Linked DNA regions of Homo sapiens: region 1 is linked to region 2. The links are chromatin contacts, found by Hi-C or POLR2A ChIA-PET in ENCODE. All regions are on one chromosome and are shown on one strand. The core of a region is the stretch at or near the end of the contact, and the rest is flanking DNA. Distances in the headings are between cores, read along the strand shown.

Region 1 (6,573 bases), core at 110-2,609, 430 kb before region 2:
TTTACACTGGTTCGATCTGGAAGATGGGGAAAACTCAAAGCAGGGGCTTCCAGGTCATAGGTAGGTTTAAACATATTCTGATTGGCAATTGGTTGAAAGAGTTATGATGTATAGAAAGGAAGGGGTTGCAGAGACCTAGGTTTTTATCATGCAGATGAAGCCTCCAAGTAGCAAGCTTTAGAGAGAATAGACTGTATATGTTTCCTATCAGACCTAGGGTCTGTGTTGACATTAATACTAGAGAGGTATAAATGAGACGTGTCCAACCCCAACATAAATGAGGCATGTTCAACCCCCACTTCCCATCATGGCCTGAAGCAGTCTTTCAGGTTAAATGTTAGGGTGCCCTAGCCAAGGAGGAAGTCCATTCAGATGGTTGCAGGGGGCCTTCGAATTTTATTTTTGGTTTGCAGTAAGTTACTTGCATAAGTTCAATAAAAATCTGTTCTCTTTGTAACAAGTTATAACTGGAAACACTGGTTATAATACCAAGGCTTTTGACCGGAAAGTCATATTTGAAAATGTACATAGAGCTGGATATGGCCAGTTTTAAAGAACTAAGGTTTACTTTATGAAGCCATGAAAGCCCCTTGGAAAAAACTAGTGTGGTACGAGGCTTTAAGGGTTTCCTGGCCTTAAGAGTTGAGTAAGGCAGGCCCAGTAACTTTAAAAATATTTTGAGGACCTTGAGAAGAGAGGAATTCATCCAAATCTATAGGTATTACGGGCAAAGTCTACTGGTAAGTCTTCAGCATGGCTTCATAGCCTAGAGAGGCTTTTAAAAGTCTAATCTGAGATGCCTTTAAAAATTCCAGCAAAGCAGATTTAAAGAGAGCCTATATGGTCCATCACTACTCTCGCTGCACGTATGTGAACTATCAAGCCAAGTTTAATGAGACTAGACCTATTTTGCAAACAAATTAGTCTTATTGTGATTATCTTTGATAGAAATGGGAGCAGCTGTAGAGAGAAAAATTATGTTTCAGTAGAAAACTACAGGGCACCCTTGTGCATATCAGATTCTAGTCCTGTTCATTGTCCTTGACATTGTATCTATAAACTGCTTGGTTTCTGACGCCCTACAGGCGGGTACTGGGCAACACTCATCCCTGCTGATGAATGGGCCACTCAGGGAGTTCACCAAAATGCCCATTGCCATAACCAGAAACATTCAAACTGCAAACCAGGGAAATATGCTTTGAGCTCAAATCTAGAAACCTTGACCAACTGCCCTCCGGACACAGAGAGTGAGTTTATGGTTTGTTCTAGCCATCAACCTTTTTATTTTACTTGGTTCTGTTCATGGAGGCCTTGGCTAAAGAGCATACACCAGTCCTTTGATGACAGTAGTCCCTCCTCCCTCCTTATGGCAGTTTCACTTTCTGCAGTTTCAGTTACCCCTGGTCAACCATGGACCAAAAATAGATGAGTACAGTAAATAAGATATTTTGAGAGAGACCATATTCGCATAACTTTTATTAGTATATTGCTACAATTCTATCATTGGGTTATTGTTTTAATCTCTTAACTGTGCCTAATTTATAAATTAAACTTTATCATAAGTATGTATTACAGGAAAAACATAGTATATATAGGGTTTGATAGTATCCATTTTCAGGCATCCACTGCAGGAGTAATGGGAGTCTTGAAACATACTGCCTGTGGGTAAGAAAGAACTACTATTATCCTCCTGATAGTGCCCATTGTCATCTCCCTGGTGCACTGTATTCTTTCTAGTGTCTTAAATGAATGTTTGCAGCCATCAGCAATATGCCAAATGGTCTCACTGCAATTAGAGCAACAAAAATAAGATGAACAAGAAAGGAATACTTCTTCCATGAGCCTGACATCATGACTTTTGTATTCCATACTGAGACCAAGTAAGTCACTATAATGGTGACAGAAAGTGTCAACAATGCTCAAAGTTTTAGTCAAGCACTCAAGATGGAGAGGCTGACAAAAGGAGAAAATTGTTAAAGCAAGTAAGGAGGAAGCCATTAGCCTGAAGATTTTCTCTGTGAACAGAACTCCTCTGTAAGCAAACCAAAACCCAATCCCGTGTAAACAGTAAAACAAAACTTAAGCATACCCAATCAGAAACCACCAACTAACTTCTAACTAGGGCCTTTCCACTTATGTTTTGTCTTACTTCCACATTCAGCCTATAAAAGCTCACTGCCCATCACTGCTTTGGAGAGGAGTTCTCTGGATCCCTTCCGGTTCTAAGTATTGCCCAATTCATAAATCATCCTTTGCTCAAATAAACTGTTTAATTTATTCTGCCTAAAGTTTACTAGGCTATCTCTCCCCGCCTTCAGCTGCTCTCAGTTTCCATGTAGCTTATATAGTGTACTTCAACCCTGCAGTATGATTTTAATGTTTAAAATGTATAATGTTCCCTAATCCTTTATCCAATATTAAAAGAGTCTTTATACTATACTGGAGGGGGAAAAAAAACTGGCCTTTTTTAGACACCCTACTGTAGACTCTAAATGCTGAATTTTGCTTTATTCTCTGATTTCAAAAACCTAACTTCAAAAAACTTGATTCATAAAATTTGAATCTGCCAGAAAACAGTTTTCTGGACCAAGTCAGTAAGATTGATCCTTAACACCATTTTAAATAAACAGTGAAAGCATCTTCAAATTCCAGATTAGGACTAAATTCAAACTTATTTTCCTACATACCATCTCTATTTGTTAAGGTCTGTTCAACAAATATTTATTGAGTAACCAAAAACCAGGTGCTAGGGAATACAAAGATAAGAACTCAGAACCTTCCCTAGAGCTGCTGATAGTACAGTGACTCTTACTACTTTGAAGGACAGAGATCCTTTTGAGAATTTAATAAAATTTATGAACCCTCACCCTGCAAAAATGCATACATATTCAAAAATGTACATATAATTTCAAGGAGCTACTGCTTACCTGGAGTCCATTTATCTCTTCCTTAAGATTGATGGACCACTGTTTAAGAACTCCTAGTCTAGTAGAATGTGAGATTTTTTTTTTTAAAGGGGGGAAGTGGGAATAATTCCAAAGGAAATTTAAAAAACAAATACATGAAATACAAAATTGTGCAGATAGTACAGTACAGGGACAAAGATCCCATAGTGGGAGTCAGATTATCTGCACTCAAATCTGGTTCTGCCACTTACTGACTTTGGATGAGTTTCTTAACCTCCCTAGGCCTCAATTTTAAGAATTAAGTGAAACAACCCAAGAAAAACTTAGCACAGTACTGAGAGACAGAGGCACACACACAAGCACAGACCTGGAATCCCTTGAATTGAATTGTTAAAGTCTCTACAGTTGAAGTCTACACATATCCTCATAGTAAACACTCACTTTCTTAAAACTATCCTTATAACCAAAAGAGCCCAACTAAAACATTATCTCCCTCAAACCCCTGAAGTAGCTAAAGTAGCTAATATTGCCTAAAGTAGCTAATGGCTTCTAAAACCCTTTTAAATCCTAAGATGATCTTATATGGCAAAACCATTGATTTTAAGTTTATCTGCTTTTATTCATTCAGTGTATCCTCCCTTCCTGCAGAACAAGGATTAGGAAAAATAAAAGTATGGCAACAACCCTGTAATAAATTGGTAAAGCTGATTGTGTAAGAACATATGTAAAAGTCCTTGCAAATTAAAGCATAAGTAACTTATTTATATTCATATCATGTCTGTTCTAGCTAGCATATGGTCTTAGCAGAATTTTGACTTGCCACTTTAAGTTGTTTTTTTCCCCAAATTTCCCAACATACTACTATAGCCTATTTAATCTTGCATTTTAAACATCAAAACCCATACACTATGCTTATATATTTTTACTTACTTAACTCCTGTGTTTGTACTATGGTTCTTCATCACTACACACTTACTGATGTAATACCAGTGTCTTTTATTATTTTAACCCTTAAATAATTTATTAGCCAAAAGGAATTTTAAAGAAAACAGGTGTCGAAAAAAAAAAAAAAAAAAAGCAATCTAAACCAACCTTGCAGCATAGTATACTCCTATTTTTTTAAATGCATTTGGACTGATATTCTGCCCAAAACAAAACTCAGGAAAAGACTCTCCTAAATCATCCTAGTTTCTCATTTCCTAACCCAAATATTAGAATTTTTTAAAAGGTACTGAATATTTTCAAAGTAAATGAGTAATATTTTTATCCTTTTTCATTCTTGGATAAGATGGCATTAATATAATTTATAGCTATTTTGTATTAAGTTCAACCTTGTACAATTTTTTAAAAATTAAAGAATTTAAGTTGTTAAAATTTAAGTAAAATACAAATTTTGTTTTAAGTAATGCTTGCTCCGCAAGTTATATCATTTAGATGAATAAGTATCTCTTCACAATAAAAAGCAACGGGCAAAATGTAAAAGAAAAAAAAAATCTCTTGAGGCAAGAAATACTAGCTCCAAAGTTTATGACTTAGAATCTCAGGCAAGTTACCCTCTGTGGGACTCTAGTTCCTCATTGTAAAATAGGATGTTTTGTAACTATGCCCAGCAGCATGGAGAGAGATAACCTAATATATCTTAGATAGATTAATAAGTTATCTTTTCCCAATCTCAGCATGAAATAAAAAATAGCACGTTTATAAAATAACACAATATACTGCTACTCCAACCTTCATCTGTCTCTACCATAGAGCTACTGGGATAAAATGACAGTTCTTAGAGAGATAGAAAACTCCAAGGCAAGGCTCCCCAAGTCTTTTATAATGCCTGAATTTTTCACTTACTGCCAAAAATGTTTTACCAATCAAAGATATTAATAGAATCTGAGTTAATCAAGATCTTGTACAATCACCTCTGAGATTAAGGGGTTACCAGCTGGTAAGTCAGTCAGTCATTTCAACACTACAACTGATTCTGTGACATTAAGTATGAATGTCTTGAAAATAAATGCTATATATATTATATATAAAATTTATATATAATTTCCTTGTAACATTCTTTAAGTAATGATTCTCCACTCTTAAAGCAAAAGGACTTCATTTATATCAAGATATTCAGATTCCCCATAACAGTACTTTTGATATCCACTTATATTAAGAAAATATGACCAAATTCTACCATGCATATAATATTTTATATTTTAATCACAGCAGTATTGAAATACCATTGAAAAATAATAGCACAGTATGAAAGGCAAATTATTTATTAGGTCTTCAGACAAACTTTATAATGGGCACAGTTCCCAAAATGTTCTCAGTCCACAGTTGAAAACTACTGCCATAAATTCTAACAGAAAATTGTAGAATTGTAGGCAATCCAGCTACTACACATTTAAGGATAAAGAACAATTTAGAGAGGCAGGGCTAAACTCTGATTCCATATTGGCTCAATCCTCACTAAAGATAATCACATTACCAAATTTTATCATAAAATCATACAATTTTTATGAACAGAGCTCTACAACATTATATTATGAATTCATTCAATCAAATGGCTTACCCTAACATTTAGTTTAAAGTAGATGACTGCCAGACTTGGTGGTGTGTGCCTGTAGACCAGCTGCTCAGGAAACTGAGGTGGGAGGATTACTTGAGCCCAAGGCCCGAGTAATTACTTGAGGCTAGCCTGGGCAACAGAGCAAGACACATCTCTTTCAAAAAGAAAAAAAAAGTATCTGAATTGAGGGAATAGGGGGAGTTGGAACTTAGTAAAGAGAGAAAGGAGAAGAGGATATGTGAAAAAGGAAAACAGTATGTCCAATGGTTAGTGGATGAGCTTTCAAGTCATGTTGCTAAGGTTTTTACCCAACAACGTTAACTCCATAACTCCTCTCCCTGCCCTATAAACTTGGACAAAGTGATTAACCTAATCCTCAGATTCCTCATTAATGATGGAAAACTAGCCCCTACCTCATAAAACTCTTAAAACTAAATGAGATACGAATGAGCATAAAACGTTTATTTGCCAAGCACTCAACAAGTAAACCTATTCCATACAGAAAATTTTGAAGTTATTGAGCACTTAGAAGTTATTGAATCTTTTAAAGTTATTGAGCCAAGATTATAGTAAAAGAGCAGAAAGCTTAGGCCAGTATAAGTTGGAAAACAGAAATTAAAGAGATGAAAAAGTATAAGAGAAAACACTAAAAGCCAAAAATAAACTTACTTTCTCCTCCAACTCCCACAGAACACGATCCAATGCTCTGATTCCCTAAACTTAAACCAACAGTATATTAGTGCTAAAATAGGATGTGGTTTTAAATAGGCTTCTGTGGGCTAGCCCAGGAACTTAAAACCAGTGTAGTAAAACATGCTCCAAGTTCAAACAACTGTTTTACACACAATCTGGAAGACAACGTATTCAAAAATTAGGGACTGCCTGTTTTTCCTTTTGAAATGAAAAAGTTTGTGAGAAAATATTCTCTAGGAATCCAAATGTAATTCAAAGAAATTATTCAAATTAAATAGAACATGCTGCTAAGTATTAATCCACAATATAAAATCCTGTAAAATAACTGAAAAAATATTTACAATTCAAAGAGCATGATGAATAAGAACTTCTCAATTCTTTCTCAGAATGAAGTACTGAAACCCTTAGAAAACTTCT
Region 2 (5,718 bases), core at 2,052-4,551:
GGGAAAAAAGTATGAAGAAGTATGCCTGGCAGTTACTTAATAAAAATATGTTACGTTAAATTTTTGCATTATTTGTAATATTTTTCAACTTTTAAAAATTTATAACGTTATATTTTGTTTTAGTCTAAATACATATTCAGTTGTGTACCTACTTTTGTATCTAAAATTGTTATTCTTTTTCTTAAGGAGCCTCCACTCGCCAAATGCACATAAACTTCAGGCCCCACAAAATTTGAATCTGTCCCTGTTATCCACTTTTCTCTCTACCTAATTGGTCTACCCTCACCCATGCTTGTCCTCTTCCAATCTGTTCTTCATGCCACAGTCTAAAGGATCTTCTAAAAGTTCATGTATGATTATATTTATCTTACATTCTTTCAGTAATTTCCAATTAGCCTTACTATAAAAACCCAAGTCCTTAAAATAGGATCTGGGTCCTCACCACCTCTCTCCCTCTGCTCTAACCACACTGGCTTCTTTTAGTTATTGCAATGCACCAGCTCAGAACCTTTGCATATGCTGTACTCTGTGCTTAGGAGACATTCCACCACCCCAATACTCCATTAACAAATTATCTCCTACTCAAACTTCAGATTTCACTCAAAGATCACTTCCTCAGGGCACCTTAGACTAAATCAGCCTCCCACCACCTTAAATGCTCATTGCACCCTTTACTTTTCCTTCATAGCATGTCTATTTGTAATCATATACAAGATACAAGATTAGATTGTCCATCTCTCTGCCATTAGACTGCAAATTCCATGAACGAGGGACAATGTCTCTTCAGCACTAGTGTAGCAGTGTTACCGGAAAGGGGTCCTGATCCAGACATCAAGAAAGGGTTCTTGGATCTCGAGCAAGGAAGAATTCAGGACAAGACCATAGAGTAAAGTGAAAGAAAGTTTATTAAGAAAGTAGAGGAATAAAAGAATGGCTACTCCATAGGCAGAGCAGCCCGAGGGCTACTCGTTGCCCATTTTTATGGTTATTTCTTGATGATATGCTAAACAAGGGATGGATTATTCATGCCTCCCCTTTTTAGACCAGAGAGGGTACCTTCCTGACATTCCCATGGCGTTTGTAAACTGTCATGGCGCTGGGTGGGAATTTAGCAGTGAGGACGACCAGAGGTCACTTTCATCACCATCTTGGTTTTGGTGGGTTTTAGTCGGCTTCTTTACTGCTACCTGTTTCATCAGTAAGGTCTTTATGACATGCATCTTGTATCTTGTATCTTTATGACCTCCTATCTCATCCTGTGACTTAGAATGCATAACCATCTGGGAATGCAGCATAGCAGGCCTCAGGCTTATTTTACTCAGCCCCTTTTCAAGATGGAGTTGCTCTGGTTCAATCGCCTCTGACAGCAGCATCCTGAACAAAGTGGGCAACTAATTACACAATTTCTGGCCTCAAATAGTTTATAATCTAACCTTGAAAAAAATAGAAAAGAAACAATTTTACAATTTGGGGCTTCGATACAGATGAAATAGGTTATTTTTTTGTGCAAGAAAGTCTTCCTGGAAGTCTTGAAACCTGAATACAGAAGGATTAGTTATTCTAACCAGCTTGAAAAATTGGCCTAGGCCAAGGCTGTAACCAAGTATTCTGGTTGTCTAGGAACTGCTCTGACCACACTTCCGGCATAATTGTTTCTTGCAGAAAAACTACTTCAGTTTTTTTAAAGCTTCTTTTGCCTTCTGTAGGCTTACTTAAAAAAAAAAAGTATTAAGATCCTTTTGTGGTTCATAAGCCTGATGATTGGGTTTTCATGCTATTGTGTGAGTTACCACCCCTACCTCAAACCTTGTTAGGACTCCGCGCATTACCCCTCTGTGTGAAAAAAACAAAGTAATAAAGGTAATTTTTTTTTTTTTGCATAAGCCCTATCCTTGTACACATCAGGTTTCAACGTGTTTCCATCATTATTTTTACCTTATAGTATAGTGTTTTCACGAGTTTTTTTTTTTAATACTTTAAGTTCTGGAATAGTTTTCACGAGTTTTAAGAGACTCTTCTTGGCAAACAGTTCAACTCAGAGAAAATACTTTTACCAGCAAGGAGGTATACCTTGTTATATCGGTCTGGGGATGTGACTTGACAGTTCACCTTGCCAGGAATATCTCTGTGATTTTTTGTTTGTTTGTTTGTTTTGAGACAAGAGTCTCGCTCTGTCCCTGAGGCCAGAGTGCAGTGGCTCACTGCAAGCTCCGCCTCCCGGGTTCAAGCGATTCTCATGCCTCAGCCTCCCGAGTAGCTGGGATTACAGGCGCCTGCCACCACGCCCAGCTAATTTTTGTATTTTAGTAGAGACGGGGTTTCCCCACGTTGGCCAGGCTGGTCTAAAACTCCTGACCTCAGGTGATCCACCCGCCTCCCAAAGTGCTGGGATTACAAGCGTGAGCCACCGCGCCCACGGTGGGCGGTGAGAGGAGAGGGGCAAAGTCTAATTATTCCAGAGCGACCACAGAAATATCTGGAGCTAGTTTCAAGGGCTATTCCCCGCTAAAGATTACTTAATAATGCAGTTGGATGACCACGTTTCAAGATTTTTGTTCGATCTGCACATCCTCCAACATGTTCCAAGAGGGTGTTTAAAAAGTCACCAAGGACCATTAGGATAACCATTAGGATAAAGCTGTCAGGACATCCCTAAATTGTTTGAAACTACGATGTCTGCTGAGGAAAGAAGAACATAATTAGGCTTTGGAGTTAAGAGAGCTAACCAGTTCCGAATTTAATGTCTGAGCCAAATGAGAATGTTAAGATTTATCTCACAAGTTGTAGAGAAAATTAAAAACGATTAAACATCCGGGCCTTGAATAAGTGCCCGTCGACTTGGGGATTAAATATGGTAGAGTCCACTTTCCTCACCAGCTGATGATAATTTCTGTTATGTACAGTCCTCCTTTCTCTTCCTTTATCGGTTGGTTAGTATTTGCCAACTCTTTCCTGCTTTTCATCTTCTCTTCCCCCCATTTAAATCTTTCCACCAAGCGCTCAGAAACACGTACGTCCTACCAGAACGCAACCCGAGCCTGCGCGAGAGGTACGTACAGGTCTTGACCTTTTCCCGGTTCTCCGCCCTTTTCCCGGTTCTCCGCCCTTTTCTCCGGTTCTCCGCCCTTTTCTCCGGTTCTCCGCCCTTTTCTCCGGTTCTCCGCCCCTTTTCCGCCACTGCCTGATGCCTCCCTCCAGGCTGCGCCAGTCCGCAGCCCCGCCCACGCCGGCCGTCACGTGACCGCGCAGCGTGCTCCGCCCCCTGTCCCTGGCTCACGTGATCGCGCCTAGGGAGAAAACGTCTGACTCCAGCCACCGGCCTTCAAGGCACGGCTTTTTATTCCTTCGGCTGGTCGGCCTCTCGCCCTTCAGCTACCTGTGCGTCCCTCCGTCCCGTCCCGTCCCGGGGTCACCCCGGAGCCTGTCCGCTATGCGGCTCCTGCCTCTAGCCCCAGGTCGGCTCCGGCGGGGCAGCCCCCGCCACCTGCCCTCCTGCAGCCCAGCGCTGCTACTGCTGGTGCTGGGCGGCTGCCTGGGGGTCTTCGGGGTGGCTGCGGGAACCCGGAGGCCCAACGTGGTGCTGCTCCTCACGGACGACCAGGACGAAGTGCTCGGCGGCATGGTAACTCTTCTGTTTCTGCCCCGCCCCTCTATCTCTTGGGCTGACTACCCGGTTTGTTGCTCTCTTTCCCGGTCCCCACCACCCTCCTCCCCGAACTGGCTGTCTTATCCTTGGGTAGGTTTGGTTTTCCCACCTGAGGCCCTTTATGCCGGTGTAAGGGACTGCAATACTCTTTTCCTTTCTGGATTGAGGCACATGCGTACAGCACACAGAGCTTCTAGTCTGGACCGTACTGCTGTGGAGTTTACGTTAATATCTCAAGATAAACATGTGGAGACCAGTGGAGGATGGGTTGAACCAATGAGGATCAGGTGCTGTCTAAGAGCACTCAAGGCCTGATTGTTTTTCTTTTGGATTAGAGGATCACAGACAAGTCCAGTCCCCTTTATGAGGGACCTAGACCACCTCCACGTTTGTGCCTGTATACAATGTCTGTATCTGATGTCAATAAAAATAAGCCTGGGCCGGGCGCGGTGTGTCACTCATGTAATCCCAGCACTTTGGGAGGCCGAGGCGGGCGGATCAGAAGGTCAAGAGATCGAGACCATCCTGGCCAACATGGTGAAACCCCGTCTCTACTAGAAATACAATAATTCTAGCTGGGCGTGGTGGCGCGCAGCTGTAGTCCCAGCTACTTGGGAGGCTGAGGAAGGAGAATCGCTTGAACCCGGGAGGCAGCAGTTGCAGTGAGCCGAGATCGCGCCACTGCATTCCAGCCTGGCGACAGAGCGAGACTCCGTCTCCAAAAAAAAAAAAAAAAAAAAAAAAAAAAAAAGGCCTGAAGTGAACTAATCTGGTAGGCCGACCGTCGAACTATTGAGGGTGTGTGTTGCCTCACAAGAATCAAGAAAATTCAATTAGTGTGATTGAACACCTGACTGTTGCATTAGAGACTGTCAGTGTTTCATTTTCTATCTAATGGGTGTTGTCACAAGACTTCATTTTTTTTCCAGAGTAAATTTTGCTTGTGTATTGCAGAATTATGGAATGTGTGACCTTTGGAAACATCCACTCCAACCCCTTCCCCATGGAGGCCCAGAAAGCAACTTGCCCAAGACATGAGTAGTTGAGGCAGAGTCCTCTGACCCTGGGTTCAGCATTCCTCTCTTCGCTTTAAAACCAAATGCTTTATTGCTTTCTTCGTTTCAGTTCTCTTTTTGCTTTCAGCTGAATGCTGAGACTATGAAATACTCCAGGCAAGACGTTCCTAACTTTTCTTGTGTAGTTACACACCCTAGCTCAGTGTCCTTCAAACCTCTGGTCCCAACCCTTGAGTGAGTTATGAAATCAGTTTAGTGAGTAACTACCAACATTTTTTATTTCCTCTGGAATAGAATAGAATAGAAAAGGTCCATGTGTGTGAGTGTGTGTGTTACACTTGATAAAGGTAATCATTATCTATCTCTCTTTCTTCCCGAGTTGTAAAATATATTTCTTAGGTTGATGCTCAAGAGCTTGAGAGTCTTTTATAGCTGATGTTTTAAGAGGCTTGCATTTTGACTACACATTTCTTCCTGCCATATATGCTTCATTGTCTGTTAGTTTCTACCAAGCCATGTTGACATTGGTCTTAATTTAATTTTCCTCCTACACTTTAGGTTCACTACTCTTCCAACTACTGCACTTACTTGTCTGCTCACAAAATTCCTTTTTTATTAAAAAAAAGAAAATGTGTCCTTGAAGAGTGTTTTGTCCAGAAAAAGCAAGCCTTCTCTAGCAGTGACTTAAGTACTCAGTTAAAAGGTCAGGCTTTTTTAGGTGTTGAAAACAAAATTGATTACTTAAATATAAGGTATTCAGAGTTGTTTCTTCAATTCTTATAAACCACAGCTGTAGTCTGTGTGTATTTGAGGTCTCTTTAGTATGTTAATCCAATTTGCTTCGTTAAGCCAGTAGCAGATTTTTTGAGTCAGGGTCTTGCTCTGTCATCCAGGCTGGAGTGCAGTGGTACAATCAAGGCTCATTGCAGCCTTGAACTCCTAGTCTCAAGCAGTCCTCCTGCCTCAGTCTCCCTAGTAGCTGGAACTACAGGCACATGTCACTACGTCCAGCTAATTTTTAAATATTTTGTAAAGACAGGATTTCTCCATGTTGCC

The links. Hi-C counts contacts between places; a loop is a spot of excess contacts on that map. ChIA-PET counts read pairs that join two places held with the same protein, here RNA polymerase II (POLR2A). Pooled maps may share reads with other maps.
Region 1: a loop to region 2 is called in a pooled map, with 3 times the contacts of the local background. The contact joins the enhancer-like site here to the promoter of GNS in region 2. A Hi-C loop is called at or near these places in 3 of 168 maps with a recorded cell type or tissue (B cell and CD8-positive, alpha-beta T cell) and 7 of 50 pooled maps. POLR2A ChIA-PET finds 5 or more read pairs at or near these places in 1 of 52 experiments (A549).

Annotation. Positions count from the first base shown.
Region 1 is chr12:65,184,042-65,190,614 of GRCh38, reverse strand. The region is part of intron 1 of LEMD3 (LEM domain containing 3); the gene reads right to left. Among named protein-coding and RNA genes, the nearest start is that of LEMD3, 18 kb to the right of the region's middle. Within about 2 kb of position 1,359, at least 3 of the 41 ENCODE cell types and tissues checked have a DNase peak (open chromatin) inside an H3K27ac peak, as active enhancers do; they include B cell, where a contact is called at or near this core.
Region 2 is chr12:64,756,989-64,762,706 of GRCh38, reverse strand. It overlaps GNS (glucosamine (N-acetyl)-6-sulfatase), which reads left to right and starts at 3,301. Exons shown (of 14, transcript NM_002076.4): 1 at 3,301-3,622. The coding sequence starts at 3,431. LOC124903113 (small nucleolar RNA U13) reads left to right here and starts at 1,734; the gene lies at 1,734-1,839. It also overlaps a transcript of TBC1D30 not described here. RefSeq lists an enhancer at 3,875-4,755.